Linked DNA regions of Homo sapiens: all the other regions are linked to region 3. A link is a loop called in an ENCODE intact Hi-C map of the cell type or tissue named here. Cell type or tissue: PC-9. All regions are shown on one strand.

Region 1 (8,000 bases), 370 kb before region 3:
GAGCAGACTTCAGCTAAACTGTACAATTTTTTTTTGTTTGTTTATGTGTTTCCTATCAGTGGTATCTGGACGAAGGGCAGGTTTTTGCTAATGCTCTCCCCAGTTCCATTTGCCTCTAACAGATGCTATGAAACTGCTCCCAGTCCCACTGCTGGATGTGCCTTGCTGATTTGCTTCTGTTGATCACAAATGCTTTCTGTTATCTCAGTGTGACCTGTCTGTGATTCTGCAGTATAAACTAAAACATTCCTTACTATGAAAATAAAACATTTCTCCTTACAATCCATTGTGAATTTTTTTTTTAGTCTTTAAGATATGCTTTGTCCATTTGCAGCCTTTCACGGATTTGTTATAAGATGTCCTTATGTAATAGCCAGTAAGTAATAGTCATAGAGCAATCTGTCATTTTAATGCAAAAATCTAAATGGATGGGGGTTCAGCTTTCTACTAGGACGTCTGGAATGTTTCTGTTCTAGAGATTGTTGCAGAGATCTGCACAAATACAAATATTTGGTCCTGAAGATGCTATTGGTTTTCACAACTTCATTTACTGAGAGATTTCAAGAGGGTGGAATCATCACCATGTTTTCTCTTGAGTAATGGTAATTTACAAATGGTTTTCACGTATTTTATTTCACTCAATTTTTCTTAGGATATCAAAGAGGCAAGTGTTATGATCAGTATTTTGAGGATGTGGAAATTGTACAGATGGAAGTTACAGCAGGTTCCCAAAGACAGTGATAGAGCCTTGAATGCATGTCTTCCAAAAACATGTCCACCATAAAGTTGAGTAAAATGGAAGGTAAAGATCGCTTACAAATTCCAGTTATTAAGTGATGAAACACTCACACTACACTGATAAAAATTTATAATCAACTTCTATATTATATTGTGATCTTTTATTTTATTTACAGTAGGCTTTCCCATATTTAATTTCACTTAATCCTCAAAAAAAGATAGAGGAAAGAAGTGACGCTTTGGCTCATGTGGTTGCCTTTCAACGTATAACTTCTCCAAGATCCAAGAATTATTAAATTGATTATAGGAGAAACCAAAGATGACTTGCAATGTAGTGGATATACTTGCACTGATGCTTTTAAGAAAAGCTTACGTTTAAGTTTTAAGTTAACAAATGTCTTTTTCAAGTAATGTGTGTGTGTGTGTGGAAAATTCACTGCACCTTGCACTTTATTTCTATAAATTCAAAATAAGGCTGTAGAAAACAAATATGGGCCTTATGTTGTTCAAGAAAATCCTAGCTCTGTATGGTATTCTACTGCCTCAAGAAATGGACTCAGAGATGTATATTTTTAAAGAACACAAAAAAGTAGAAAGAAGGCTGTAAGTCATTTTCTCCCTACCAAATTTCATTATGCTTCTTCTTAAACAGGAGTAATGCAAACAACAGAATTTACCTTTTGACTACTGCTTACAGCAAGAGGGAAGCAAACAGTGCTGTTATTGATACCCCTTAAACTATAATGAAATAAATGTAATGAAAATGGATGTTCTTGCTATTTTTTAGTTGTCATACAGCTCTTATTTTAGGAAATTCAAAATAATTCCTTGTGGTTTACAATAAACACCATTCTATCCTGTTTAAAAACCAGGCAATATCTGAGGGAAATAAGGATACATCATCCATGTGCCCATCACTGGACCACAGATTCCCTACTGCACATTATCTGTGCACATTATTCATTGGTGGATAGATGCAGACGCACACTCTTAATACAGAAGTGGGACAGCCTGGTTCAGACAAAGCTTTAAAATGGTCATTCACAGATACAAGATAAATGACAGAATGCAATATTTTCGTCTATATAAAGACAAAATTGTGTACTAGAACTGGACCAGTCTCTGGTAGAAAGTGGAAATTGCTCCCACACATTTCCATCCAGTCATAGAAATGAGAACAAACTAAGCATAAAGTGGTGATTGCTTTGAAACATTATCAGTGCAAATGGCCAAACAACTTGGAGAGATAGGAAAGGTCAATGTAATTAGATTTAGAGAGGCTGGTCCCTCTCTAGGTCTCTAGTTTATTCAACCGATTTATAAAATGAACTTTGAATAATTAGAGGCTCTTAAATTGCATCTATAGGTTGCCTGTATTAAACTGGAATTCCTGGAAATGTATGCAGAATTGTGTGCAAAATCGTGATTCTGGGCAAATGTGTAATTTTCCAGCAAAAAGGTCTTTAACCCCCACCATATTCACAAAGCATCTCATAACCTCACATCAGTTAAGAACCATTGGTCTAGATGATCTCTAGGAGCCCTTTCAATGGTAATATTCTGAGATTTTAATACAACAAATAGTTTCAGAGAAATGTAACCCATTCTCTCTGGAGAATAAAAATGTTATCGCTGCTGATAGGTTAGAATCTGATCTTATGTTTGTAGCTTTTTCTAATTCCTCAGTTTTTCCTTCCCCAACGTCTATCCCTAGCAGGTTCTTTGAATTTCATTTATTATTTCAACTTCATAGCTAACAAAGATAAAGATTTTGACATTTACCTTTTATATTTATACGGAAGAGAATAATCTCATTTCTTAGAGATAGAAATACGTACATTTTAGACTATGTATATATAGAAAATATTTGTTGATTACTTTTCTTATTCATAAGAAAATCCTATTGCACATCAACATTGTACCAGGCACTTCTTCAAACAGGGAATTAGGCAATTTCTCAAAATGTAAAATATATGGAAAATCTAAACACGTGCGTGGGGGAAGAATAGCTACTCCATCAGACAAGAAATTACTCAGACGACCACCAGAATGGAAATCATCGTACTTCAGATTGAGCTTGATTATGATTTCACAATTCAACTATTAAAAATACTCCTAATTTTTCATTTCCTTTAATCATGCAAGCATTTAGCTCTACTCTTTAATTATATAAATCCACAATCTCACTCCCTATGTTTCTAAGTTGTAAAATTCTTGAGTTAAGTGGAAACTTTATTCACAAATGTCAAAGTGGAGTGAGAATTATATATTTTTATGTATAATTACATATTATGCTTTGGTTCAGTAAATGTTCCTCACAATAACTGATAGAAGATTAGTGGGAATTAAACTAGGATATAAAATTCTTTTTCATCAAATTCATTTTTATGCTATCCTTTTCATCTTGCAATACATAATAGTATGGTTCATTCAAAATACAGACCTTAAACCAATTATTGATTAATAAAAGTTTGAAAAATCACTGTAAATCCAGGTGATATTTAGGATAACTTAAGTAATTCAATTTTCCACATTAATCTGTTTTCATTTTATTAATATCACAGGAAGGAATTCAAGTTCCTTTTCAAATTAAAAAGTATATTTTCTCATTTTTTATATTTTAATATATTTCTATAAAAGTTCACAAATCAAATCAATAAGCATATATACATATATATGTCATGTAGCTATTTTAATATCTTTTACAGGTAAGAAGTATATGAATGCTAAAAATGCACACTTTAAAGCTAATTTAAGTTATGCATCTGATATTTTCCATTGATATTCTTAATAGGTTTGGATGCATCTATCAGTCAGTGAAGGCATTTCATTATTTCCCATGGTGGGTCATAACTCCTCAGCAAGCTCTGAAACTTACCTTTAGGTTTTGGTGACAGGATATAATAAAGACATGTCCAGAAAAGTTTTTGGAGAAGGAAAGTCTAAAAAATGAACTGGGCTAGAAATGAATGTTGAAAATGACTAATCATTATCTCACTCAAAATACTCATTATATTGAGACAAATTATTAATGTACTTCATCAAGTGTTTTTCATAAAGTTGCTTTTAACTACAACAGTTTTGTATCTTTAAAAAATGTAGATACATCATGAGCTTTGAGGAGGCATAAAAATGCATCTAAATAACACTTTTCATAGGTATTCTGTAATGGAGACATGGAGTTAAACTATTGACTTAAGCATTAGTCAATACATTTTAGAACAGAAAAAAATAGTCAAGAAATATCTTTAAAAAATACTATGCTTCTCATCAATTTGTGAACTTCAAAGATTAAAAAACAATGATCAAAATATATGAAAGTTGATGTTGAGTTATAGAGGAAGAAAAATATTTTTGGCATCCTTAGATTATATATCCGAATTAGTGAAACTGCAAATATTCTTTGTGATTGAATTACCTTTTTACAAATATTTGTTTGCATGTATATTAAAGACAGTTTACAAGGTTTTTGTGGGGAAAGAATTCCTTTTTCAATGGTTAGAAAGAATGAGTAAGGCCTAGTATTTGCTAGCACAACAGGGTGACTATAGTCAAATAATTTATTTGAACATTTTAAAATAACTAAGAGCATAATTGGATTGTTTGTAACACAAAGGATAAATGCCGTAGGTGACGGATAATCCATTTACCCAGATGTGAGTATTATGCACTGCATGCCTGTATCAAAATATCTCATGTACCTCATAAATGTATACATCTACTATGTACCCACAAAAATTAAAAATAAACATTTTCTAAAAAAAGAATTCCTTTTTTTTCATAAAGTCTTTCAGAACCATGTATACATTTAATGCTTGCACACTTCCAAGGATCCTCTCTCATTAGGCCTACTTGGCATAGGTACAATGACCTGAATAAGCTATAAACTGGCAGGTTATTCCTGAAGGCCAGTTCTCATAGCCTGCTGACTTGGCATTTGGCCACCGAAATCAAAGGAGAGAAAGGGGTGATGACTTGTGGTTTGCCTATGTACACGACATCTGAGTCAGGTGTTTCTTAATCACATCTTTAAGGGTAATTATTAGGTCAAATTACATCTGACAAGCCACTCTAAAAATCTTACTAAGTTATCTGGGGCCTGTAAAAGAAAATTAGCAAATGTACTCGACGGAAATGTTTGAAAGCTAAAATGCTGAGCTCATTAACAGAGCTGATTTTGCGGATTTTTCCTTGTCGTAATACTTCGAGAGTTAGTTGATGGTTCTCTGAATATAATGTTACTTCTCCATTACCTAAAGTTACTATTCAAAGAGCATCACTAAGTAAAATTGTGGGGAAAAAATGAAAATTGTTACAGGGAGCTTTTATAAATGGCTTTAGAAATTCTCAAGTAAGAAAACATACGTAAATATGTCACTATTCTGAATTTAGCCTTAATATTTCTACACTGGGAATTTAATATTAAAACATGGTTATGATTTAAACTCTTTTTGATATTTTATATCTATATAAACAGCATCTAATATACAGCATTTTATATACAGCATCTAATATAGCACTTTTCAGTACAGAGATTAATTTACAATCTTACCCAGCTTCACACAAAAGTAATGCCAAGAAAAATTAAAAAAATAAGAAAAAAATTTTCTTGGCATTTTATATTTTGGTAAAGTATCCAAAAATCCTTAAACTGTTAAAATAGCAGGGTGGCCTTTAAAAGGCATATGTGTTTTTTCTGTATTTATTACAAATTCTTTTTCTATTCCTAAAATATATTATATTATGTTCATTGTAAACTGTAACATTTTTATGGTTTATAATATAAACATAATGTTTTGAAGACATAGTCCAATTATACCTACTGGTATGTAATTTGGCCAACTTTTGCCAATAACACAATGTCCCTGCAGTGTGGTCATTTTCAGTATGAGAGGTGATGAATGGCCAGAAACTCACTTATCTAAAGCAAACAAGTGGTGCTCTTAGCTATTTTCTGACTGAGTCAGAATTAGAAGATAGCATGCCTGAAACAGTCAAAAAATGTAGTGCAAACACACCATATTAGGAAGTAAAGATAGAATACCTAAAGTGTAAGATATTTTTAGGTGTTACACATGATATACTGTAACATGTAATTAAAATAATTAAAGCATAAAAACATATTTTAACATTATTATTGAAAACATTTAAGATTCTTGGAGCTTTTATTACACTCTACTACGTAGGTGAAAAGAATTACGGTTACTTATTTTTAAAAGATGACTCATAATTTGATTACATTAAAAAACGGCAGAAATAGATACAGAAATTCTAAGAGAGCAGATGCACTTGTTTGACATTTTTAAAAAAACAAATACACTCTTTTAAAAGACTCAGCAATAATGTTTTTAGGCAAAATCACAATATAAGATGTTCTCTTCATTGCTAGTTTTGGTAATTATTACTGATATGTTTGACTTATGTATGTTTTACCAGTGGTAGTTGAAATTATAAAGGCCATTAAATAATAACTCTTGCCTTCACGAGGCCTAGGAGAGAGAAGGTGTATACAAATACAACACAAAGCAAAATTTATGACGTATGAGATATAAAGAAAGGCCCAGGGAAAGCCAAGGGAAAAGTGACTAAACTTTCTCTAAGTAGTTGTTTTATAAATTCAAGTTCACCCAAATAACTATGCTGCTCTTCACGTAGCTTGTAATCTGTTGATAGAAGTATTAACAGGATAACAGGACACCTAAAGTCATATACATCTCCCAAAATTAACAGAAAATTAACAGAAGCAAACAGAAGCAATTCTATTATCCTCTAAATAGATAATAACAATGTCCCCAATGGATGCTCTGTGTAAACATGTGAGACAAATAATCTCATTATGAATGTCTACTATGGGCCTAAAAACACACATTCAAAAGGTACCATGGCTTTTTGAATAAACAATATAGCAAAGTAGATAGAAACAGAATCTGGAGAAAGGGTTCCAATTTCGAATCAATTTACTAACTGAGTGATTTTTGGCATTACACCTAAAATACCTGCCTTAGTTTCCTTACAAAAACAATTAGAGATCCTAACTGCATCTACTCCTTAGAATTGTTATAAGAATTAAATGAGTTAATAAATAAAAGCATTTAAAGGAGTGCTTTTATTGTATGATCATTATATTTCTTCCCTTAACTACTTATTGAGCACCTACTACATGTTAATAATGATTATATCCCACTATTAATATGTGATGCTCCAGAAAACTAAAGTATAGAACTTTCCAAAGTAAAAATAAAATGTTTTAATGTAATTCGTCTGAATGCAAAAACGGCGACAAGATGAAATTCTGAATTAATCGACATTTTAGTTCCCTTCATATTGGTTTCCATGTTTTCTCAATGTGTGCAATTAAAGGAATGGAGGTCCTTTCACTAACAGCTGTGTATCCACTATTATTTCTCCTACTGTGTCATTGTTCCTGCCCACCATTCTATGTCTCTTCTCATTAACACAGATCCTTTCCATGTCAACAACTATCTATCTCTAGATACCAGACTGGTTCCCTAAAAAAGATGCAGGTCCATTCTAGTAAAGGTATTATTTTAATGTACAGAAAAACATGGTTTTTCTGAGAATATCAGATCCAAATATAAACGCATAGCATTGTATTTGAGTTTTTCCTTAAGAATAGTATCATTCATCAACCTTTTCATATAAATCTTCCTACTGAATATCACACAGCCATCATTCTATTATCTTTATAAAACATAATGAATGACAGGGAACACAATGAATTCCAAGTGTGAAAAAAAGGTGCAGACACCACAATGAGTAAAAAGATTTTGATCTACCCATAGCTAGCAGTTGACGTACTGATGTAGAAATTATTCGAACAGGGTGACTACCTGCTGTATGTTTATTTACTACCACCATCGTGAACCATGCCATGTAATTAATCACACTCCACACTAGCAGTAAGAGAACTTGCTCCCCACAATGCAGAGAACAGTTATTTGCCTCTCTCTCACTTCACCTTTCTGCAACTCTATTGTGATTTTGTTTCCAGAAAGGCTTCTGTCCCTGCTGTTTGGGGAAATGTATCTATAATGTCTTGATCCAAGAATTTCATATTCAACAGATGGTATTCTTGGCTATGTATTCACTGTGGTTTCTCTGAGCAGAGCTGAGTGCTTAATATTGCTTGTTCTCTGCCAATCAACTCTTAGTCTACAAGTGAATTTTGATCAAATATGTATTATTCCTTGTGCTTTTGCTCTGACCCTTTGGAATTCTGATCTTTATCTGGCATAAGCTGT
Region 2 (8,000 bases), 740 kb before region 3:
ATGAATGTTTAATAATTTTTTTTTTTTTTAAAAAAAAACAGGAAGGTAAAAAACATAAGGGAATGGAGACTTGGAACATCAGGAAGTAGTGGGGAAGAATAAACTCTGAGTTCTGTGTGCTTCATCCAGTTGATATTGCTTAGACAAATACGATGCCTCATTTCCATGGCTGGATTTAGAGCCAGCCATGCCATAATGCCTGTCCATACATTTTAGGGAAGCAAAATTTATCTATGCACCTATAATCCAATTAAGCCACAAGTAAGGTTTAGAGGGAGAAAAATCCTTCTTATGAAGGCCTGTAAATGTGGCTTAGGAACGCTAGTAAGCCATTCAAAATGCTGGTTTATTTTTTTTTCTGCATAACAGTTTGAAGAAACGTAGAAAAGATCACAAATCATAAAGAGAAATAACAGTGTGCTGCCAAAAATTTCCCTCCAAAACTGTTCTTGACATTGATGGAGAAACTGTGTTTTATGTCTGTACATCACTGTATTTCTAGTAATAAACACAGTACCTGAAGTTCAATAGAAGAACACATTTGCAGTAAATGAATAGGTTAATTTTTATTTTAAATCTTTTGCATAAGATAATTTCACTGTGTGGTAGCCTTATTAAATGTAAACAGTGCTGATTTTAAGATAGCAAAAATCGGGCCATTCAAAGTGGTGCAGTAAAGAAGTGTGTATAGCAGCAATAATACAGCTATTATAAACCTGTATTTATTATTTATGTTCTTGTGAAAAGTACTATTAATAGACTATTACTAATAGATAGTGAACTATTCTAAGATCAAAAAAAGAATATTTATATATTTACATGACTGAGTTGCATGCAACTTTTCAATGAAATTTAGAAAGCATTCTATTACATTATTCTATTAAATTCTTACAGGAATCTCGTGCAATTAATATTATTTACTCCATTTCACAGTTGATAATACTAAGGCTCAGAGAAGTTACATATCATGTTTAATGTGACAGAACTTATAAATGATAGAAACACGATTCTAACGCAGGTCCATCTGTTGTCAAGCATAAGAAATCCTTAAAAGTCCCGTTTTTTGGATAAGCATGAAAATCACACACTCCCACACTTTAGCTTTCCCAAAGAAACTTCTTGGTTAGTGTAAATTCACAGACTTTCAATTAAACATTCGAAACACATTTTTTTTTGACATTTCTTTTCTGTATTTGGCATTACAAAAATAATCCGGGTTTAAAAAATTATTCACATATAAATAGAATGTGCTATTCCAAACTATTCCTAACTTAGGTTTCAGATACATGTCGCTACCACTGCAGAGATGAGAAACGCTTTAAGCAAACTTCCATGATTCTTGGGCAATGTTGGGTGAAAGCTAAATGGATGGATGGATGGATGGATGGATGGAAGAAAATGCATAATTGTTCGTAGTGTCTGGAAAAGGGTCATAAATGTGTTCTCCTTAATAAAATTTAGGATGAAGTTTATCACACTTACTACAAATAAAGAAAACAATTGTCTCTTTAAGAGGTCTCAGACTCTGGTTATTTGTTCTACTTTCAACAGCTGTGGCTACCAAATGAGAAATTTAATTTCCAATTGATAGAACTGACTTACTGAACTTGTTTTTCATATAAAGATATTTTCTGGAAACACAAAACTTTATCTTAAAATAATCTCCTTATTTTTCTTAAAGTCTGAGAGAAAAAGCAAGTATTTCTGGGGGAACATAATAGGAAATCTTCTATAGATAGCATCCTCAACAATAATGTCCTTTCATTATCATCTGCTAATTAACACACTGAATTTGTCTATCTTCATTAGAGTTATCACTTTTGAATTATCTGGAGAAAATCAAGTGGGAAATGTATACTATATATCTGAATTTGCTAATTAGATAATGATGTCTTTTCTTCCATGACATAATTGTTCTGGAAAAAAAAATCATTATTTATAAATTTGACACAGATATTTGAGCAAAGTGTAAAATCATTTTAATTTATGTATGTAAATAATCCATATCTATTAAAATTCAGCTTCTACCATGAATTGGCAAGTCCGGGTAATACTAACTTCAAATATAACCAAAATTTATCATTTCACATATACCCCACTACTAACTGAGACCAACACATCATCATTTCTTGCTGAGACTACTGAAAAAGCCTCCTAATTGGTGTCTCTGCTTCTCCCCGTGCCCATCTGCAGGTGTTCTTCCACACAGAGGTTAGATAGTTTCTTTGAAAATATGTCATATTCCTCTTCTCGCCCCAAAGCCTCTAACGGATTTCCAATTCACTCTAAGTTAAATCCAGAGTATCATAGATTACAAGCTTTAATGTGGACAGACTCCCGTCTAATACCTCTGACTTTGTGTCCTACTCCTGTCAAGTATAACATGGCTGGACATTAGTTAAAGCAAGCGGTGAAAATCGACTTTATTCATTAGCTACTGACAGTGGAGGGAAGAGCTGAGCTCCATTCCAATTTGTGCAGAGGTGACTGAGCATTTAAAGGGTTAATCAAAACGTATGCAGGGACAAGAACTGAGTCAGGGAAGTGAACAGTTACAAAAAGCAGGGACGAGGGGTTGGTTGAGTGAAATCCATCTGGATTTGCTAATTGGCATGCATTGAAGTTAGGCTTGTATCCTGCCATCTCACAGAGGCAGGGAGACAGGAGCTCTCGCTTCAGATGTTAGCTCAAACAAATAGTAAATTCTTTAGGTAGCCTTGACTTTTCTCAGGCAGGCATTTTAATGGGGGTGATGTGGGGCTGGTGAACAGGAGTGATCCTAGGGACAAAGCCTTGAACTATTATAAACCTGAGCTATTATAATAGCTTTGAGCTATTATAAATGTTAGTGTTTGTTCAGGTCTTTACAAGCCAAGTAAAGGTCTTTACCAGATCTTTACTAGGCTTTGTTGAGAAGAGGGGTCAGAGGAGGCTGGCTAGAGTTTGGTGAAGGACAGGATCTTTGTCACTGCTCTTATTACTATGCTGTTGCACCCACACTGGCATCCTGCTGTCCCTGGAATATGCCAAGCACACATCTTTGCCTAGGGTGCTTTCATGAGGGCACTTGTTCTTTCTTCCACCTAGATTGCTCTACTCACAGATAACTATGCAGCTTTTCTTCACTCTCATTAAAGTCTCTGCTTATTTTTAAACTTCTCAAGTAGGTGCCTTCACTATGACAGGATCATACCTTTGCTTATATTTTTACTTTTATGGTGAACTTTTAACACCCCACCACTACCTTAACCCATATTCGAAGCAGGCTAGTTTCTTTTCACAAAGGAGATCTATTCATACTCTTCTCCCTTACTCTCTCACCCTCTCTTCTTCTCCAGATAGCATGAGTATCTTATGACTAGAATAAATATTTTATTTTGGATTGACAAATGATAATTGTATATATTTGTGGGGTACATAGTGATGCTTTGATACATACAATGTATAGTAATCAGATCAGATTAATTAGCTTATCCATCATCTCAAACATTTATCATTTCTTTGTGTTGGGAAGGTTCATACTCCTTCTAGCTATTTGAAACTGTATAATATATTACAGTTAAGTATTGTCATTCTATAATGGTATCAAACACCAGAACTTATTCCTCCTATCTAGCTGTAATTTTGTAAGTTTTATATATTGTAAATTCTAATATCACCACATTTGTGTCTTTCTTAGCACATTAGTCACTGAGGAAATTTTTCATTAATTTGGAATTTTATCCAATTAAAATTTGCTTTATTTTTCTCATGTAAAAGTCTGTAAGAATCTGACCTTAACTGATGTTTTTCTCATAGAGCCGCAGTACATAACTGACTCGACATGTTTTTAAAAAATTTATTAATGGCTACTAAGTCTAAATTATATTGTAAAATTATAATATTTACAAAATACTAATCAAACTTTCATCTCTTGGCTCAAATTGGGATGCAGGCTCAGGAAGAATAAAAGGTTATATAAGTGGATGTGGGCATGTATGAATATACTGAAACATGTTCTGGTCCTCTAAGAAAAAGGGGTGTTGTGGCTTAATTGTGTCTCATTCATCCTCTTTAAATGTAGCTAAGAAAATATCCTATTTTAAAGGGTACATATGTAAACTAACAAAGTGTTAACAAAGCAGTTTACAGATTTAGTTCTATTCAATAACTAAACAACAAAAACATAAAATGGTTCTGATTTCCATCATTTACTTTGAAAGGCAATGACTCCCTGAGGATCAGTCATCTTGCAACTTGTTACCTTGATTTTCCCCACTGGACAAACAACAACAGCAACAAAAAATGCCATTATGCCATGATAATTGGCCACTCCTGTCTTATCAAATTAATTCTAGTATGTGCCTGAGGTATTTTCACACTTTTCCTTTTCTCAGCCAATAGAAGGCATATGTAGATGTTTGCCTAAAATAGGCAGTAAGTAGTACATCTAGAGAAATAAGTGGGGCATTGTATAGAACTAGAATAAGAAAAATAGGGAAGAAGAACTTTCTGTTTTTATTTTTCAAATTAACTCTTAGTGGTATTAAAACCCATGAATACATTCTAATACTGTAAGGTTACATGTGCCTTAAATGGTTCCCAAATGAATATAACATTAACAAACAGAAATGCTTTAAAATTGATCAGAATGTGCAGTCAACCAGTTCTTACACTTCATATATTTGATTTAAAACCTCACCTAAGACACAAGGAAAGGAGACAAGAGCCTGTCATTGCAGCTAAAGCATGGAGTTTGGCCTGATCTTATACATTAATGTAGGATAGAAAATTAATTTCCCTGACAACCCAGCACAGCAAGACGGAAATGCAGCAGCACAGCCAGGGAAAGATGATGGCCTCTGTTTTGGTGGTCTTGCCCAATTTCTTCCATTGTTATCATTTACATACTTTTACAGTGGGAGCAAGCACCAACTCTAGAGTTTGCTGTGTGACCTTAGGCAAATTACTTAATCTTGCTGTGCTTCTACTTCTACATTTGTAAAACAGGAATAATAGCATTAAAGTAGCTCCCTCTTATCCACAGGGGATATATTCCAAGACCCTCAATCTATGCCTGAAACCAGGGATAGAACCAAACTCTCTCTATATTATTGTTTTCTACAAATATATACTTATGACAAAGATGAATTTATAAATTAGTCACAGTGAGAGATTAATGAAAATAACTAATAATAAAAATAGAATATAACAATATACTTTAATAAAAATTATGTGAAAATGGTCTCTCTCCTTCTCTTTCTCTCCCTCAATATTTTGTGGTACTATATATCAACCTATTTTGAACCATGGTTGACCAACAGTAACTAAACCCACAGAAAGTAAAACTACAGACAAGGGGGAACTACTGCATATTACAAAATAATAAATATGTTATATTAGTGACCTAAATTTCACCTTAAGAAAAAAGGAAAAAAGAGCAATCTAAACTCAAAGCAAGCAAGCAAAAAAAAAAAAAGGAAATAAAAAGACTAGAAAAGAAATAAATGAAATTGAGGATAGAATAAAAGAAAATTTGATAAAAACAAGTTGTTTTTTAAGAAATCAGCAAAATTGACAAAAAGACTTGTTAAGTCTTTTATCTAGACTTACCAATAAAAAAAGAGAGATGAATCAAACTATAAAAACCACAACTAAATGAGGTGTCTATCAATTTCACAAAATATAAACGACTACAAAGGGCCAGGTGTGGTGGCTTATGCCTATAATATCAGCACTTTGGGAGGCTAAGGTGGGTGGATCACTTGAGGTCAGGAGTTTGAGACCAGCCTGGCCAACATGGTGAAACCCTGTCTCTATTATAATAAAAATTTAAAAATAGGTGTGGTGGCACATGCCTCAAGTCCCAGCTACTCAGGAGGCTGAGGCATGAGAATCGCTTGAACCTTGGAGGCAGAGGTTTCAGTGAGCTAAGATTTTGCCACTGGAAAAAAAAAACAACAAAAAACTATAGGGGATGTATTCATTCGTTTTCTCACTGCTATAAAGAAATGCCTGAGATGGAATAATTTATATACAAAAGAGGTTCAATTGGCTCATAGTTCTGCAGGCTGTATAGGAACACATAGCAGCTTCTGTTTCTGGGAAGGCCTCAGGAAGAAGCTTCCATGGTGGAAGGCAAAAGGGGAGCAAGGCATCTCACATGGCAGGAGCAGAGGTGGAGAGGTGGTAGGGGAGATGCCACAAACTTTTAGATGACCAGCGCTCATGAAAACTCAGGAAAACTTGCTATTGCTAGGACAGTGTCAAGAGGAGATGGTTCTAAACCATTCATGAGAAATCAGCCTCCATAATCCAGCCACCTCCTATCAGGCCCCACCTCCAACATTGGGGATTACAATTCAACATGAGATTTTGGGGGGACACAGATCCAAACCATATCAGAGAATAATATAAGCAATCGTATGTCAATAAATTAGATAATGTAAATGAAATGGACAAATTTTTATAAAGACACAAATTATTAAAACACCAAGAGAAAGTATAGAAAATCTGAATAGGCCTATACAAGTTAAGAGACTGAATTATTAATCTAAAACCTTTCACGAAGAAAAGCCCTGATGCAGATGCTTTCCCTGGCGAGTTCTACAAACTTCCAACCTCATTCTAAGAGGCCTGTATTACCCAGACACCAAAACCAGACAAAAATATTGTAAGAAATTTTCAGACCAATATCTCTTTGAATAAAATGACCAAAATCACCAACAAAATACCTACAAACTGAAGCTAGCAACATATTAAAAGGATTATACACCTCAACCAAATGAGACATTTTCTGGGAATGCAAGGTTGGTTTAACACACACACACACACACACACACACACACACACACACCACACACACACACACACACACACACTAACAGTGTAATATACCATATTATATTATAAAGGGCAAAAAACCATAAGATTATATCCCTAGGCATAGGAAAAGTATTTTGCAAAATCCAATACACTTTCATTACATAATCTCCCAATAAATTAAGACAAGACAGGAACTTTTTCAACTTTATACAGGACTTAAAAACAAATCCACAGCCAATATCACGGTTAATGGTTAAAGACTGAATACTTTCTATGATCAGGAACAAGGCAAAAATGTCTGCTCTTGCAAATTCTATATGAATGTCATAAAGTTTACAGGCAGGGAAATTTGGAAAACAAAATTAAAAATAAAGATTGAGTATCCCTTATCCAAAATGTATGGTACCAGAAATTCTTTGGATTTGGGATTTTTTGAATTTTGGAATATGTGCATATATGTAATGAGATCTCTTGGGGATGGAACCCAAGTCTAAACATGAACTTCATTTGTGTTTTATATATACTTTATACACAGAGGCTGGAGGTAATTTTATACAATATTTAAATAATTTTGTGCATGAAACAAAGTTTACATACATTGAACCAACAGAAAACAATGGTGTCACTGTCTCTGCCACTCACACAGTCTGTGGTTGTTTGGCGTCACTATCATTCCTGAGTTTGAGTTCATATGTTACCATAAGCAATTATTTTCTTACACCTATTCACACTTAAGTACTTAACAGTAAAAAAATGTGGCATACCATTAACATAGTGACACAATAGAGTGTTCAAAATAACTAAGCAGCACAGTAGCATCACAGATTAGGGACGCTCAACCTGTAAAAGGTTTTGAGATTGGAAAGGAAGAAGTATAACTATCTCAAGTCACAGATGACAAGTTATTATATATAAAAATTATAACCTACATAAAACTACTATTAGACTCACAAATATTACTATTAGGACTAAGAAATAAGTTCCACAAGGTGACAGGATACAAGATCACTATACAAAAATTAACTTTATTTCTCTATAGTCACAGTAAAAATTCTGAAAACTAAATTGAGAAAACAATGCCTTGTACAATAGTACCAAAAAAATGAAAAAAGGAAGAAATTTAACAAAAGAGGTGCAAGACTTGTATATTGAAAATGATAAAACATTATTGATATAAACTAAACAAGATCTAAATA
Region 3 (8,000 bases):
CTGTCGGAAGGGGCCAGAACCGCTCCGGCAGACGGGCAGTGGGGCTGGGAAGAGGTGGGGAATGAGCCTGCAGCCTCCCCCGCCTGCCAGCCCGCTGGTCTTTGCTGCTACTCGAGTTGAGTCCAATTCACGTTCCAGGCACTCACTCCAAACCCAGGCTCTGCTCCGGCTCCGGCCACCCAGACAAACGTGAGTCGCTTCCTGCACCAGGCGCTGGGGCCAGCAACAAGCCAGTCTCAACTCCGACTCTGCTCATGCAGCGGGGGAGCCAGTCAACAGATCGAGAATGAAAAATCCCCCGGCACGTCGCTTCGGGCACGGTGCAGGGGAGACTACTCGCGTCACAGAGCGGTCAGTGTCAGGGTCCCCCCGGCGCGCCAAAGAGAAGCCCGAGCCATCTTCAGAGACGCCCAGAGTCAGTCCCTTCTCACCCCGGAGAGCGCGGGTTTCTCTTTTTTCTTAACAACTCTGCGCAAGGTCATTAGTCACGAAGCAGCCGCCTGAAACCGCAGCAGCCTTTCGCCCACGGGGGCGAAGGCTGAGCAGTGCGCACCGTGCGGTGCCCAAGTTTGGGTTCGCAGCCGCAGAGTCCGTGCCTTTTCTCACCTGCATTCGGCCCGCATGTCGGAGCAGTGGGATCTGCAGCGCTGTGCGCGATTCAGGGAGGAGATTGCAGCCTCTCTCTCCCCGCTCTCTCTCGATCCCTCCCCTCCCTCCCTCCCTTTCTCTCTCCTCCCTCCTCTCTCTCCTCCCTCCTCTCCTTTCCCCTTTCCCCCTCTCCCACTCGCTCTCTTGCACGCTCTCTCTCCTTCCCAATGCAGGGAACTCAAGCTGAACTTGATCCCTTTGCAGTTCAAAGGTGAGCAAACCAGGCTCGGAGCACAGGCGACGTTAGCCGGCGAAAGCGCACGGCCGGGCGTCCCCAACGGCAATTAACAAAGATGCCCAATTCTGTCTGGATTTCCGAAGAAAAGCCAAAGGCTTTCGGGCGGGGGTGGAGGGGGAGGTGGAGTCAGAGACAGCTGCCAAGTAGCTTAAAAAAAAAAATCCAGTTTGCCAAGGGGAGAAAAAGTGTCAGTCGGTTGTGGCCTCGGAAGTGCCCTGGCACGGCTGGTGAATTCCGCAGTTGTCTCGTCCCTTTTCGCGTCTGGGAGAGTCTGGTGCGGGCGCTCCCGCCGCCCCTCGGGCTGCAGCGGCTCGGAGACACTGAACCGCTAGTGGGAATCTCCCGTTCGCTACCCGCGAGCAGGAAACCCGCAAGTTGCCCAAAGTGGTGGTTGCTGCTGGGTGCTCGCTCGCTCACGGATCAGGCTTGTCCCTGACGCTGCTGCTGCAGCGGCGGCGGCAGTAGCAGCCGAGCCGCCGAAACTACACACTAGGAGAGAGCGAGGGAGGAGGGCCCGGGATAAGGAGGCGGGAGGGAGCGTCAGCCAGCCGCCGCGCTCGGGAAAGCCCAGCCTCAGCTCCAGGGGCCGCTCAAAGTGTGCCCAATCCCAGCCAGTCCTCTTTAAGCCAAAGCCCAGTCCCCCTCCCTAGCGAGTACCGCCGTCTTCTCTGGGGGACTTGTTTTCCCTCCCTCGGGCTGGTAAATTTCCTCCTCCCTTGACTAATGCCCAGTTCACGCGTGAGAGCTTTCGGAGCTGGTGTCAGGATAGGTTTCTCCTTCTCCCTCCCTCTCAGACGACGTCCTCCTCCCCCCGGAAAGTGTCTCCGGTTCGCGATTTAGGATCTTGGTTAGGACATGGTTATCGGGGTCCTGGGGAACCTACGAGCGCCCAGAAAGCCACTCTGTTCTGAAAAACCATGACGGGCTGCAGTAGTGAAGAGAGAACATCAAACTCCAGAGAGCTGGAGAAAGATCCTTTTTTGGGAGCTCAGACTTTGGATGGTTGCGGGGGGCAGGGGCGGCGGTGGGTGGAGGGTGAAGGATGTCTGTCTTTGTTTAAATGCTTGACATTCCTGTCGTCGTGCTTGCTTGCGGGGGTAGACCGTGTGTGCGCGCCTGGGGAATAAACACATGTTGGAAACCTCGATATTATTTTCTGAGCAGAAACCTGCAGCCTTTAGTAACTGGCAAAGTGTAGCGTCACCTATCTGGATAAAAGGGAAATAAACTTTAATGGCAACTTTGTGTACCAAAGTGTCCCCAGCTTTCCCATCTCTCCTTTTGACTTTGTGTCCCTTGACTGTCCCTATTTCCTGAAGCAAGGCTTCTCCAATTTTCATTCACGACCACCGCAGCCGGCCTCATCAGATCTCAGGTCTGGTTGTGTTTTTGAACTGAGCCATTTACTCATTTATTTCAGTGGCTGTAAACGAAGAGGCCCGGCTAGGATTAAGACGACTGAGACGGACTGTAGGTATTTGGGGAGAATTTTTACCATCTCGAAAGAGAGAAAGGGCCGCTGCTGGGATTTGCTTAGTCTTCAGCTCGCCTGACGTATCCATACACATTTAAGGGCCTCCCCTCAAAGAAAAATTTAAAGCCGAAAAAATAAAATCTGTCCAGTGTGGGTATTCTTTACGAGACCTGGGTGACGAGGCAGAATGATTTAAACAAGACAAACACCAATAAAGTCAACGAGCAGATGTAGCGCGCGGTTGTTTGGGCGGGCGCAGGAACAGGAATGAGGAGGGAGAGGCGGCAGAGATTTCCAAGCTCTCCCTACAGGGGATCGTAGATGCCCGTTGGATGGAAGTGTGTCTAAGTGTGTGTCAGGGAGCTGGCGAGTATTTTCCAGTCTGTGAAAGTAGCATCACCCCAGGGGTGGTGGCTCCTCCTCCGAGGCCAGGGCAGGGAACCCGGCCTTCCCGCTAACCCTCCCGCTGCTGGCACCCGAACCTCTCAGCTCTGTATCTGCAGCATCAGCGAGAAAAGCCCCGCGCGCAGGCTCAGTGCGCACCGCCGCAGTCTCGAGCCGGGGGCGGGGGTGGGCTCCGCAGCGCCTTCGCGGCCGGCTAAGTGGCAGTAAAGCCAAATCCCTCTTACATTTGGCAAGAACCCGGGTTTATCGGAACGCCTGCCTCTCTCCAAACCTCCGACCCTGGTTCCCCTTTTTCCCAGGTTGGAGGCAAATGGGAGAAGCCGTCTCCACTCCGCGGCCTTGCGCCGTGCATTCCGATGCGCGGCAATATGGTGCAGTGCACTCACTCCCCTCATCGCCTTACTAAGATTTTGCAAACTTCAGGCAGCCGCTTGGGCAGAAACGTTGTGCACTCCCTCTTCCCTCTCCAGACCATAAACTTGAATAAGCCTCTCCGCATCTTCAAAGCATTTGCTCGCGGCTCTGGCGCGCACTCTCCAGGCGCACACTTGAGCGGGGCGCGAAGGAGTGGGCGGCTTTTCCTCAGCGCGCTGCACATTTCTTCCCGGATGACTAGGGAGTTGCAGCGCGTCCTTCACAGTGGAGTGGTTTCCTCTTTGCGAGCGGGAGGAAGTCTCCAGCCCGCCCTCCTCACTCTCATTCCTACCAACTTCGCGGCGGAGCCAAGCCAGCGTGGGAAATGGGTCCGACGTGTGCTGCATGGAGAACAGCGAGGACAGACTGCGGGGGCCAAGAAGCCTGCTGGCTTTGCTCCCACCCCCATCAGTCCCAGGCTCCGACCTTTCTGCCAGAGCAGCAAAGAAGTGGCGGCGGCTTTGCCCTGCAGCGCCGTTCTGGGCAAGCAAAGGAAATGGGCGGGGTAGGGGTACGGGGGAGGTGAGAGGAGCCCTCGGGGCGCCCTTGCGGCGGCTGGAGCTCCCAGTCCTCTTCCGCCCCCTCTCTAGGGGCTGACACTCTCTCCTCTCGCCGGCGCAGAGGATGAATGAAGAGAGAAGCAGTTTCTCCCACCCCCGCCCCATTTCCGCAGTCTTAGAGCCAGTGTCACAAGTGCTCAGCAATTTCATTAAATGGAACCGGGAGACTTAATCCCCCCCGGTACCAGACCTCACCGAGGGAATGTGATATCCGGCTTCGCTCCCACCCACCAACCCCCCCCCCCCCCCCCCCCCGGCTTCTCAGACCCGAGGCTGCATTTATCTACTCAACCTGAGAGGAAAGGGTTCAGAAGGAAATGGGATCGAAAGTGTAACCGCCTGCAATAAATTAAAGAGCCTGCTGCTGCTGCTGCTGCTGCTGCTGCTGCTGCTGCTTTGGCGGCCAGAACTGGAGAGAGAAAATGAGATCAGTGCCCTAAAGCTTGCATCGATCAGAGTGATTAGACGTCATCGCATGTAGGAAGCAAAATGTTTGAGGGAATGTTGAAATGGAGATTTCTGTTTTTTCTTTAGTGGCTTTTTAAAAAAGAACAATAAAAGGAAATACCCCTTTGAAATCAAGATGTAAAAAATGAAATTGATTAAAATATAAATATCATCCCGTGCTAATATGCATTTAATAAAACCTTGACAAACGATTCATTTTCTGTGCCAGAAATCTTACCCTAAACTTAAAATATTCAGTAGATTTTTTTTTTTTAATTTACCTACTAACCTCGCTTGCTTAAACCTGTTTTGCCGTTAAGAAATTTCAGTGGCTGAACTGAAAAATAGCATTCAGGGTCCCTGATGTAGTTCAAGCCTCAAGAAAAGACAGTAAGAGAAGTAACTACAACAAAAGTTTATGGTTAAGAATACAAAGTAGATGCTGGAGATGTGATCTCAGGGGGCCTTTCATTTATAATAGACGCTGTATTCACAATAATATGAGAAAAAGGTTAAATACAGTAAACACGATAGCCAGTTCTGGAAAGATAAAAACAGTTTGACAGAAAAGGAGAAAGTAACTCAAGAACTCCACCAAGGGACAAACAGAGGAAATGACACTCGGATATCTCTAAATCCATTGACCTTTCATCTTTTTAAAAAGGGTCTTCTATCTGTAGACGTGTTTTCTAGGCCTTTATGATCAACCATTTCTCTAACCCCTTTCGCTAAATTTGATACTTCAGTCTTCCTTTTCTAAATAATTACTACAAACGATTGTCCTTTAAACATATATTACTTGAAAGAGTAAACATATCTGTGCATAACTATTCCAAGTATGATTCTGATCCTTGAGACTCTGAGAAACTTTAGATATATTTTACAGCCTTAAATCCATGCTTGTAGTATTAACATGTTTAGTAGACTGAAATGACTAAATTATTCATTGCAATAACAGCCTTTTTGATAGACATTAAAACTCATCAGTTTAAATAAGGAAACCACAGATTTCCTTTTAAGCAGGTAATAACTGCTTGCATCAGTGGTTATTTAATTGGTTTCTAGCCAAGACATAGAATAAGTTGTGCTGTTTAAATCAAGAAATCATATGCAAAGCTATATTTTACAGTGTATCTATAAAAGAAGCACACAGAAACTAAACTAAGTTGATTCATACTATCTACTGGATAACTATAAACATTTCCACAAGGCCGATATGAAAATCTCATTTACAAAAAAAAAAAAAAAAAGAAGAAGCTTTGAAAAATAAAATTTTAAGTGTTTATTAGCTCACACGCTGTCTGGTTTTCAGATTTCAATAGAGTGTTTTAGGTTTTAAAATAACACAGAATAAATGATTTTTACCTTAAGTTTAGCACATATTGACAGTTGATTTTTTATTCATTTTCTAAAGGTTTACATGCCAAAATATGTGCAATATAGCAGAGATTTACAAGTCATGACACACATAAAAAGATCCAGTCAGTGACTATAACTGGCATTTGTCTTTTACTTACAAGATCATTAGTTTATGAATTTTTTCAACTTTACATTAATTTTCATACATTTACAAAAATGTAAGTTGGGGGCACACAGTATTTTATAAAATCTGGATTACTTCTGGGAAAAAGACCCTTGATAGGTTAAAAGCAGTACATCCTATTATTTAGGGTCATCTGAAGCTATCTCCTTTCACTATTGATGGTAAAATTAGACCTACCAATGCCCTTTGCAGTACGAACTTGGGAGATTTGCATATTTTTACTATCGTGGCAGGATATATCAAATACTGCTGTGGATAATGACCTCTAAGCTAGATAACATGTTAAGGATTTGGGGGAGAAATTTCATTATAATTGCTTGGACAAATTTAATTCCCAAACAAATGACCTTGCTTATAACAAGAATGGTTGAAAATTATGTATTAGCTTTAGAAGTTTTAGCACCTGGCTGTGTCGACCTAGCTAGGCCACTTCTTATGTTCATTCTGAATAACAGGCGGTAGAAAACTTTATTCAAACAAATTTGATTGATTGTAATTAGGAAATACATAATGTGGGATGTTTCTAGAATGAGAAATATAAGAAATTTGACTATTTCAGCAGCAATGAATTTTCTAACGACAGATGCTGATACTTATAGGGCAGTCATTGAGAACTTTCCCCAAGTATTTCTGACTGTGGCTTCTGGGCCTAACATGGAATTGTACCTCTTGGCCCCCTTGTGGCTAGATGAGGCCATTAACCAGTTCCGGGCAGCCCTAAGTGGAAGAGGAATTTCACTTCCCTGGGAAATACGGGTGCTGGTATGTAGTCATTGTTCAACTCTGTATAAGTCAGACTGGTTGTGAATTTGACTTAGGACCAATACTTGAAGAATTCAGTAAACTTCAGGCTGACATTGATTTGGGAAAGTGGTAGTACCTTTTCGATACCCATTTCAGTGCTTTTAAAATAAATCATCCATGTAAAGCTGAATTAAGAAGCATATCAAAGTAGATAATATGGGTTCAACAATACATCCCTATAAATCAGCAGGTGTGGTGTGCTATCCAGTCACAGAGAGAAATACAATTCCATTCACAAGACAAGTTCTTCATAAAGCTACACACATTTGTATCTGGTGATTTTTAACACTATCAAACTGTTTAGTTAATATTTTTTCTAGTAACTGGTACAGAATTTGACACTCTGAACAGGACTCTTTATAAAGTATTGTTGACTCACAGTGGGATGGAAAGATAAGCATGATTCTTTGTATGTATGTTTTTTTTTTTCTTTCAGTTCTTTTTATTTCTTGGTTTGGTTGTGTAACTGATTCTCAATATTGTCTGCAAATGATTGGATAAAAAAATTGCAAAAATATAAATACAAGCTTGGAATTTGAGTAACATAGGTATAAAATAGTAAGTGTTTTGACACATTATTAAACTAACAGCACTGATTACTAACAGTATATGTTATCCAGATCTTTCTGTTCCTTAGTGATTCTTTACCTCTCTTTCCAGATGTTAGATTATGTCTGCCTGATCATGTCTGCCAATTTGGAAGGAAGGAATAGTCCTTAACCCTGCCTTTTCAGTGATATCTAATATAAAGCTTCTCTTTTTCATCTAATACCTAGGCAGCATTGTGCTTTTTTTTTTTTTTTTAGATGGAGTCTTTTTCTGTCACCCTAGCTGGGATACAGTGGCTCACTGCAACTTCTGCCTCCTGGGTTCAAGCGATTCTCCTGCCTCAGCCTTCTGAGTAGCTGGGACTACAGGGGCGCACCACCACACCCAGCTAATTTTTGTATTTTTAGTAGAGATGGGGTTTCACCATGTTGGACAGGATGGTCTTGAGCTCTTGACCTCATGATCCACCTGCATCGGCCTCCCAAAGTGCTGGGATTACGGGCGTGAGCCAACACTGCACCTGGCCACATTTTTTTAAATAAAATATATTTAAAATATAAGAGAGAGGTTAAGAGCAAAATATGCCGAACTGAAAAAGGTATCACTGAAACTAAAGCCATGCCCTTGTTTCTATTTTATTTTCTCCTATGAAACGGTATTTTCTAAAGGTCTATAAATGAAAATTGCTTTGAACTAACAAAAGTTCTTCTCTGCAGGCATCCTGGCAATTGTTTCCCAGTTCCAGAATTACCCTCCTGGCCAGACTGATTGTGATGCCAATGAGGCTCGAGCTTTCAGGGTCTCTTACTTGTACCAGCTTCTTCCAAGACCTTGAAGTTGTGGTGCAGTGAGGGAGTGTTTGCACAGTTATGAGTTTGATATTTGCAAGAGTAAGAATTTTAACTACGATAGGTTAAG
Region 4 (8,000 bases), 650 kb before region 3:
ACAAATTCTTGTGGTTAAAAATGTAACCACACCTAGTAGAATGGTGAAAATGCAAAACACTGACAACACTAAATGCTGGTGATAACGTGGAGCAACAGGAATGCTCATTCATTGCTGGATGAAATGTAAAGTAGTATAGCCATTTTGGAAGACAGTTTGGCAGTTTCTTATGAAATTAAATGTACTCTACTATCCAGTCACCACACTCCTGGGTATTTATAAAAATAAGTTGAAATTTGTGTCCACAAAAAATCCTGCATGTGGATGTTTATAGCAACTTGTTCATAATTGCCAAAACTTGAAGGTGACCAAGATGTCTTTCAGTAGGTGAATGGACAAACTGTGCTACATCTGGACAATGAAATATTATTCTCTGACAAAAAGAAATGAGCTTTCAAGCACAAAGACACATGGTGGAAAACTTCAAAGCATATTGCACAGTGAAAGAAACCAATTTGAAAAGTCTGCATACTGTGTGATTCCAAATATATGACATTCTGGGAAAGACAAAACTATGGAAATGGTAAAAAGTTCCGTGCTCTTCAGAGGTCAGAAGGGAAAGAAGAATGAATTGGCAGTGCACAGAGGATTTGGGGGGCAGTGAAACTATTCTGTATACTACTACAATGGTGAAGACATGTTATTGTACATTTGTCAAAATCCATAGAATAAACAGTAAGAGTAAACCCTAATGTAAACTATGGACTTTGGGTGATGATGATGTGTCCATCTGGGTTCATTAATCATAACAACCGTACCACTCTGGTGGGGTTTGTCGACAGTTGGGGAGGCTCTGTGTGTGTTCAGAGGACCAAGGAACTCTCTGTATTGCCTGCCTCTCAATTTTGCTGTGAACTTAAAAATGCTCTAAAAATTAAAATTTGTTAAAAAAAAAACGATCTCACTTGATTATGGTATTTTTATGTCAAGAAATTGTTACTATTTCTTCTTGCAACTAATAGCCTGTGTAGCACATTTCTATATGATGGACCACTTAGTTCATATAATACAAAAATGAACCAATAATTTAATAAGTTAATTAAGACTCAGATATTTCAATTTCCAAAACAAACTACCAAAAAAAAAAGGTACTACAATCAGTTGTTTCAATAAACTGACTAAATCAAGTAAAGTATTTCATTGTGTATTCTCACTAGATAAGTCATTCATTATCTCTTGACTCATAATTTAAGCAAGAATGTAATCTTAACAAACAGCATTTTTTTATTTAGCATCAGACATCAGTATAGGTGATAGTCTCCATTATTCCATTTATTCAACAAAAATTTTTCAAGCACCAAATCTGTATTGGCAAACTTTTTCTGTGAAGGGCTAAAGAAGAAATATATTTAAGCTCTGCAACCCATATGATTTCTGTCACAACTACTCACTTCTGCCATTGTAGTGCAAAAAATAATCATAGACAATAATTAATAAATGGGCATGGCTGGGTTCCAATAAAGTGTTATTTACAAAAACTGGCAGTAGGAGAAAGTAGGCCTGTGGGGCTTTAATTTGCCAACTCCTGGTCTAGACAATAGGGATACGAATTTTCAAGTAATTGCCTTTAAATATTTAGAGCCTCATGAAGGAAACATATGCTTACATTTCATTGTTTTAACTGTTATTTTATGAAATCGGGAAGGAGGAAGTTTTAACCAAAGAAAGGAAATGTACAAGCAAAACATTTTTTTCTCAAACATCCTGGGTGAAAAGTGGCTTATCACAGTGCAAGTTGCTATTTTCTTAATTATTTGGAATCTCAAAAGAAGATCTGTCTTTGTCCTACATGTTATCCAGGAACGTATGGGGCTACAGATGATACTCATTATAAACTCACCCACTCACCTCCTACTTTCATAACAACTTGTGGTAGAGATATATCAGAAGACATGAAGAAACGATGTGAGAGGGAATTCATAATTATTATACTCTGCTAAGACCACCCACCGCAGAAAGCAAAACTGACGATTGAAAAGTGAGAAAGTTGCAAAACACAACAACAATGAGGCCTAGAGTTAAACAACAGTTAAGAGAGAAGAGTCCTTGATATACTCCAGGGGAAAACTCAACAGATTATCGTATGCTGTGCCTCAAGAGTCTTTGAGGAAACAATAAGGTTTTTGCTTCCCAAATTTGGTTCTGCTAATTTTCTTAAATGTGCTGGTCTGTAGATTTCCTGGAATAAAAATAGTCAAAATGCTTCAGAGTCAGATGACCTGTTAAAAGCAGACTGCATAATTTGTTGAAGATTTGAATAAGATTCAGAGCACTATGCATTTATGCAACACTGGCTGTTTATCTGTGAGTAATAGTTCTTGTGGGGGATACAAAAAAGTAATAATTCAGTTTCTGGAAACTTTAAGTTGGGAATATAGGATACAGACATATTAGCAATTAAATAACATAACCCACTGATATGGTTTGGCTGTGTGTGTCCCCACCCAAATCTCACGTTGAACTGTAGCTCCCATAATCCTCATGTGTCGTGGGAGGGACCTAGTGGGAGGTAATTGAATCACGGGGGTGGGTCTTTCCCCACCCTGTTCTCGTCATAGTGAATAAGTCTTATGAGATCTGATGGTTTTATAAAGGGAAGTTCCTCTTCGCAAGCTCTCTCGCCTGTTGCCATATAAGACTTGATTTTCTCCTCATTCGCCTTCTGCCATTATTGTGAGACTTCCCTAGCCATGTGGAACTGTGTGTGAGTCAATTAAAACTCTTTATAAATTACCCAGTCTCAGGTATTAGCAGCGTGAGAACAGACTAATACACCCACAAAGCCTGTATTCTAGAATATTTTCTCAGATGTAATGATACAATTATACAAATCAAGAAAATAGAAAAATTAAGTATCATTTCAATATAATTTTTGAAAGCCCAATTGGCAATTAAGTTTGAAAGTAAGAATATTTATAGCGTTCAGTAGAGGAACTCAAATGAAAATGAGAAAATATCTCATAATTTTGAGTTCAAGAATTTTCTGTTTCCCTATTTTACTAATTTATTGATTATGTTGTGTCCAATAAAACCCTAAACTTCACTTCTTTGTGTTCTTTCTGTGGTTTCCCACCCAGGTGCACATTGAATGCCTTACTGTTTTTACCACCATCTTGTGGTAAGATAAGGTAACTGCATGTAAACTCACTGAACATAACGTAAGTGGCAGATGAAGGCACTCACACCACATCCCCTTTGTGACAATGTGCCTGACAGTCAGTACACCTTTCAGGAACTTAGTACCTTACAAAAGCAGACATGGTGATAAACCTTATAAGTGAGAGGCTCAAAGAGGATTTTATAAGTGGAGTTGATTTTGTTTAATGCTGATTTTATATATACAATCAGTATTTTGAGGATACATATATATTCCCAAACATCTTCTGAAATAAGAGTGCCTATAAAGCTGTTTTATGTTTGCTTCTTTTTAAACACAGGAGGTCTCTTTCTCTTGAAGGGGATGAAGAGAGAAATCTCACTCTAACTGTGGCTAAATCGTGAAGGGACCCAACATAGATTGGTGATAAATAAGCAGAATAAAACAAAGACAAAGCAGAGGTTCGCAACTGGCTTGCAAAACAGTTAATCAAAATCAATGACTTCTGCTACTAAGAACCAAGAAAACATTGTTCTGTGGTTTTTAAGAGGAATCTTTAGCCAATGCAACCAGGTAGGAAGTCATAGGATGCTCCATAATACATGCCTATGGATACTATTCATTAAAAAAATAAAATAAAAATTAAGATAGAATACGTAGTCTTAAAATTAAAAAAGTCGATATTAATCTGAAATGGCAATGATAATAAAATACTACAGGAAACACTTTTTATTTTTATTTATTTATTTATTTTTCCGAGACCGAGTCTTCCTCTGTAGCCCAGGCTGGAGTGCAGTGCCGTGATCTTGGCTCACTGCAACCTCCACCTCCCAGATTCAAGCAATTCTCCTGCCTCAGCCTCCTGAGTAGCTGGGATTACAGGCGCATGCCACCATGCCCGGCTAATTTTTTTTTTTTTTTTGTATTTTTGGTAGAGATGGAGTTTCACCATGTTGGCCAGGCTGGTCTGGACCTCCTGACCTCACAATCCACCTGCCTCGGCCTCCCAAAGTGCTGAGATTACAGGGGTGAGCCACCACGCCTGGCCAGGAAACACTGTTAAGAACAAGATTGCCTTATGTTAGCGTCTTCCTGCTGGCAAACAGTCAGAACGGCAGGTACTGGCGTCTAGGTGGTGTTGCGTACACTCATACCACATACAAGTTCATTGATAGAACTGTGTTACCCATGAGAAGATACTGATTAAGATGGAGAATCAGTGTTATTGTAAATAAATTAACATGTGTGTAAAACATAAAAGCATAAAACATAAGCTCCAAAAACCACTTTAGAAATAATTTCATCTAGTCCTCTCATATTTCAAATAAAAAATTCAGAGGAGGTAAATTCTACTTAACTTTTTCAGTCTCAACATTTGGACTGATCAAATGTATGAGTATTTGCCAACCTAACAAGAGAGAATTGCTGTTCCATCTGTGACCCCATTGGGCTTTATGGTCCTTGTCTCTTGTATTGTAGTTAGCTTTAGATATAACTCAGATGTCAGTTGTTTTCTCATTTTCATACTCTTTCATTTATTCCATCTGTTTCTGTTCTCACTTCTATCTAGGTACAGCATTCCATAATGCTTTCAATTGTCTTTGGATAATTTATTCACACACACGCAAAAATATATTAGTGAGCAATATTCACTGCATTAATTCAGTTAACAAATATTTATTTGGCATCCACTAAGTGCCAACCACTGCTTTAGATGCTGGGGATAAAAACAAACAAACAAAAAGTCATGAGCTTTGCCCTGATGGAAATTATAATGGAGGAGAAAGACTAATGGAATAATCAAGAAGTTAAACCCATAAAAAATTATTCTAATGGAGAAGTACACACATTTTCAATGAGGATAATTAATGTGGTCAGAGGAAGCAAAAAATGCTTCCTTGAGAAATGAAGATTTAGCTAAGATCCAAGGAAATGAGTCCAACTTAACAATTTTAAGAAAGAGCTGATGTATATGTTGGAATAATCCATAGTTTGACGGAAAAACTGAAAGATGACTTAAAGACAGTGAATGGAAATGAATAAAGTGTAATAAATTCTCAATGAAACATTATATAGCAGTCAAAATGAATGATCTACAGCTATCTGCAGGAATGTGAATGGGCTTTATTAATATATTATTTAGTTAAAAACAATTATTCCCGTACAGAAAATTCTTCTTTGTTTCTTTTCACACCACATTAAAAGTGTAAAAATCATGATTAGCTCACTGGCTATAAAAGGACAGTCCTCAGGCCAGATTTGACCAACAAGTACAACACACACACACACACACACACACACACACACACACACACACTAAGTTTTATGATAGTGGCTACCTCTGGTTGCTGGAGTTGATAAATGGCGGGATGGGGAATGAGCTCATTAAGATGTAAGATGCATTCGTGTTCTAAATCCTGAGTTAGATAATGGATTAGAAAAAGCTTACTATGTTAAAGATTAAAAAATATAAAAACGGAGGACTATTCATGAACCAAAAATGATGATGTATTAAAAACCAGAGTTCAAATAAAAAAATTCAGTTGCATGCATTTAAGATCCAACATCCAACAACAACAAAAGAGAACAGAGAGAGAGAGAGAGAGAGAGAGAGAGAGAGAGGAAAAAACTAAAACATGGAGCAGCAAAATGGTGCTTGTTGAGGTTGGGGATTTTTTAGGCCAAATTTTCAATGGCTAACGTAGGTCTTTATTTACTTGTTTGTTTCTTTGTTTATTTATTTATTTAAAAATATTCACCTTGAATTCTCTTTATTGAAGGGTGGGAATGGGGTGGAGTGGGAGTGACATGGCCAAGTTAGCTTTTCCATAAAATTATTCCACTGTAGTGTGGAAACTCTTCAGAAGGAGACAAAAGTAAGTATTTACTCACCAAATATATACTCACAAGAGACTGTAGAAAAGTTCTGGGTAGAGTTGATAGTATCTGAGCCAAGGTAATTGTTGTGGAAATAGAAAGAATCTGGCTGATTTTAAAAACACATAAAAGGTAATAGATAAAATTTAGAAATGAATGTGACTGTTTGGATATGGACCTTGGGGCCTCAAAGATTTCATGAAGGACTATTACATTTACGGCGATTACAAAATTAGATACTTGGTAATGCCATTCTCTGAGACATAAAATGGTGCCAGAGAACTAAGTTTAGGGAGTAGATTATTTATTCATCAATTTACTCCACATTTACTAAATTTTGATTTGTGAAGCACAGCTGTGTTAAGTACTAAGATAGTAGAGTAAAGCAAATTTTCAAGTTCCCTGTTTTCATAGAGCTTACATTTTAGTGAGAGCACACAGACCAGAAATAAGTATGCAAACAAATAAATTGTTTAGATTATACCATTTTGTAGAGGAAATAAAACACCATGATGACATAGGGAACAGTGGAGGCAAGGAAGCTATTTTAAGCAGGGGGTTGGCAGGTGATTTCTCCAGAATGACGTAGCAGAGACTGGAATGGCAAAGTCAAGAGTTTTGTTTTAGATGTCTTCTGCTTAAGGTACCTTTGAGGAACCCAAGTAGAGACTAATGGAATAATCAAGAATGAGCAGCTAAAGGAGACAAAAAAGTCAGAGAAGAGATCTACAACCTCTGCAGAGGAGAAGAAGGGGAGATTAATCTCTTACATCCCATAATATATAGGTTTAATTTGTATACATGCTTTCTCTTTCTGTCTGTATCCCCAAGATAAGGCTGCAAGATTTAGCAAATAGAAATACTGAATGCTCAGTTAAATTTGATTTTAGTGAAACAGGGAATTTATTGATTGATTAACTGATTGTTTGATACCCATGCACTATTAGAGACATATAAAAATATTCATGTTTTATCTGAAACTCCAATTTACCTGGACATCCTATATTTTACCTAGCAACCCTATCACAAAAAGCACTTAGCACTACTAACTTCTCCCTTCCTCCTCTCTTCCTTCCTCCTGTCTCCTTCATTTTTCTCCTGATCTCTTTCCTTCCTCTTTCATCCCCTTTCTTATTCCCAGATTTTCCACAGGGGACTTCAAAATCCTTCCTCCTTCATCTTACAGAGTAATTCAGTTCTTCCATTTTCTGCCTTTTCTAGTATATCCCATGCCTCCCAATCAGAACACTGATTATAACCAAGACTAGACAGATATGGGCTGACCTACGTGAGAAGGCAAGTTGAAGGCCACAGCACACATTTACACATGGATAGGTGCTGGTGTCAATAAACTGTCAGTAGGTGAAGCGCAAGAACTCCATCTCGGATTTTGTCCATATTCCCTATATGTAAATATAGGAGGCACTTGACCATATTTTTCAAATGACAAAAGGCAAGGTTTGATCGGCTTAAAGTTGTAAGCTACTAAACATGTTACTGGCAACATTTTAGTAGAAACTTCATTTTTCTCCTTTTTCTGTCGAGAGGTTTAATATGAATAGTAGAAAGCAACAATAATAACAACTAATGTTTATTAGCTAATTACTACTTATGAGGCATTATATTAAACATTTCCTATGTATTACCTTAAAAGTTCCTTTTAACTTTAACAATGTATGATTCGTTGGCACAGCATGGTCTCAGATACGACAGAGTCTGAGGAAAATTTAGAGATACTTTAATTAATAATGAGATGCAATTAAATAATAATGTCTAAACATTTCCAGGGGAAAAAAAGGTGTTGAAGTATGATGATCATCATAGAGACAAGAAATATTACTAGAAAAGGTTTCAGCAATTTGCAATCTTCTCTCTATTAATTCCCAAACTGGTTGAGCACAGCTTCAACAATGTGTCATGCCTCAACAATTTGTTTGCATGAGAATCATTCACAGACCTAACATTTCATTTGGTGTGACTACAACGTGTGTGGTTGGTTGAGTAAAGTCACAAGCTACACAGATAT

What was found. A loop is a pair of places that touch in the nucleus more often than their neighbours do. Peaks named below come from ENCODE experiments on the same cell type or tissue, not always from the same donor. Only the 100,000 strongest peaks of a DNase experiment are listed, where the experiment ranks them.
Region 1: it touches region 3 in a loop (17-fold over the local background); 14 of 110 quality-filtered maps call a loop at or near these places.
Region 2: a loop joins it to region 3, with 3 times the contacts of the local background. A loop is called at or near these places in 2 of 110 quality-filtered maps.
Region 4: a loop joins it to region 3, with 7 times the contacts of the local background. A loop is called at or near these places in 17 of 110 quality-filtered maps.

What each region holds. Positions count from the first base shown.
Region 1 is chr4:31,086,758-31,094,757 of GRCh38, reverse strand. The region is part of intron 2 of PCDH7 (protocadherin 7); the gene reads right to left. Among named protein-coding and RNA genes, the nearest start is that of LINC02497, 80 kb to the left of the region's middle. In PC-9, no CTCF peak of the experiment used is centred here; DNase peaks (open chromatin) are centred at 4,707 and 5,687; H3K4me3 peaks cover 1,099 bases; H3K27ac peaks cover 2,221 bases.
Region 2 is chr4:31,450,762-31,458,761 of GRCh38, reverse strand. No RefSeq gene overlaps it. Among named protein-coding and RNA genes, the nearest start is that of LINC02501, 52 kb to the left of the region's middle. In PC-9, no CTCF peak of the experiment used is centred here; no DNase peak of the experiment used is centred here.
Region 3 is chr4:30,713,029-30,721,028 of GRCh38, reverse strand. It overlaps PCDH7 (protocadherin 7), which reads right to left and starts at 660. Exons shown (of 3, transcript NM_001173523.2): 1 at 1-660. It overlaps LOC124900844, which reads left to right and starts at 1,908. Exons shown (of 1, transcript XM_047416545.1): 1 at 1,908-4,398. The coding sequence starts at 3,122. The coding sequence ends at 3,688. In PC-9, CTCF peaks have their summits at 2,085, 4,732, 6,189, 6,388 (motif pointing left) and 1 weaker place; DNase peaks (open chromatin) are centred at 788, 1,558, 3,368, 3,788 and 1 weaker place; H3K4me3 peaks cover 4,876 bases; H3K27ac peaks cover 4,587 bases.
Region 4 is chr4:31,366,169-31,374,168 of GRCh38, reverse strand. No RefSeq gene overlaps it. Among named protein-coding and RNA genes, the nearest start is that of LINC02501, 140 kb to the left of the region's middle. In PC-9, CTCF peaks have their summits at 2,927 and 3,129 (motif pointing left); no DNase peak of the experiment used is centred here.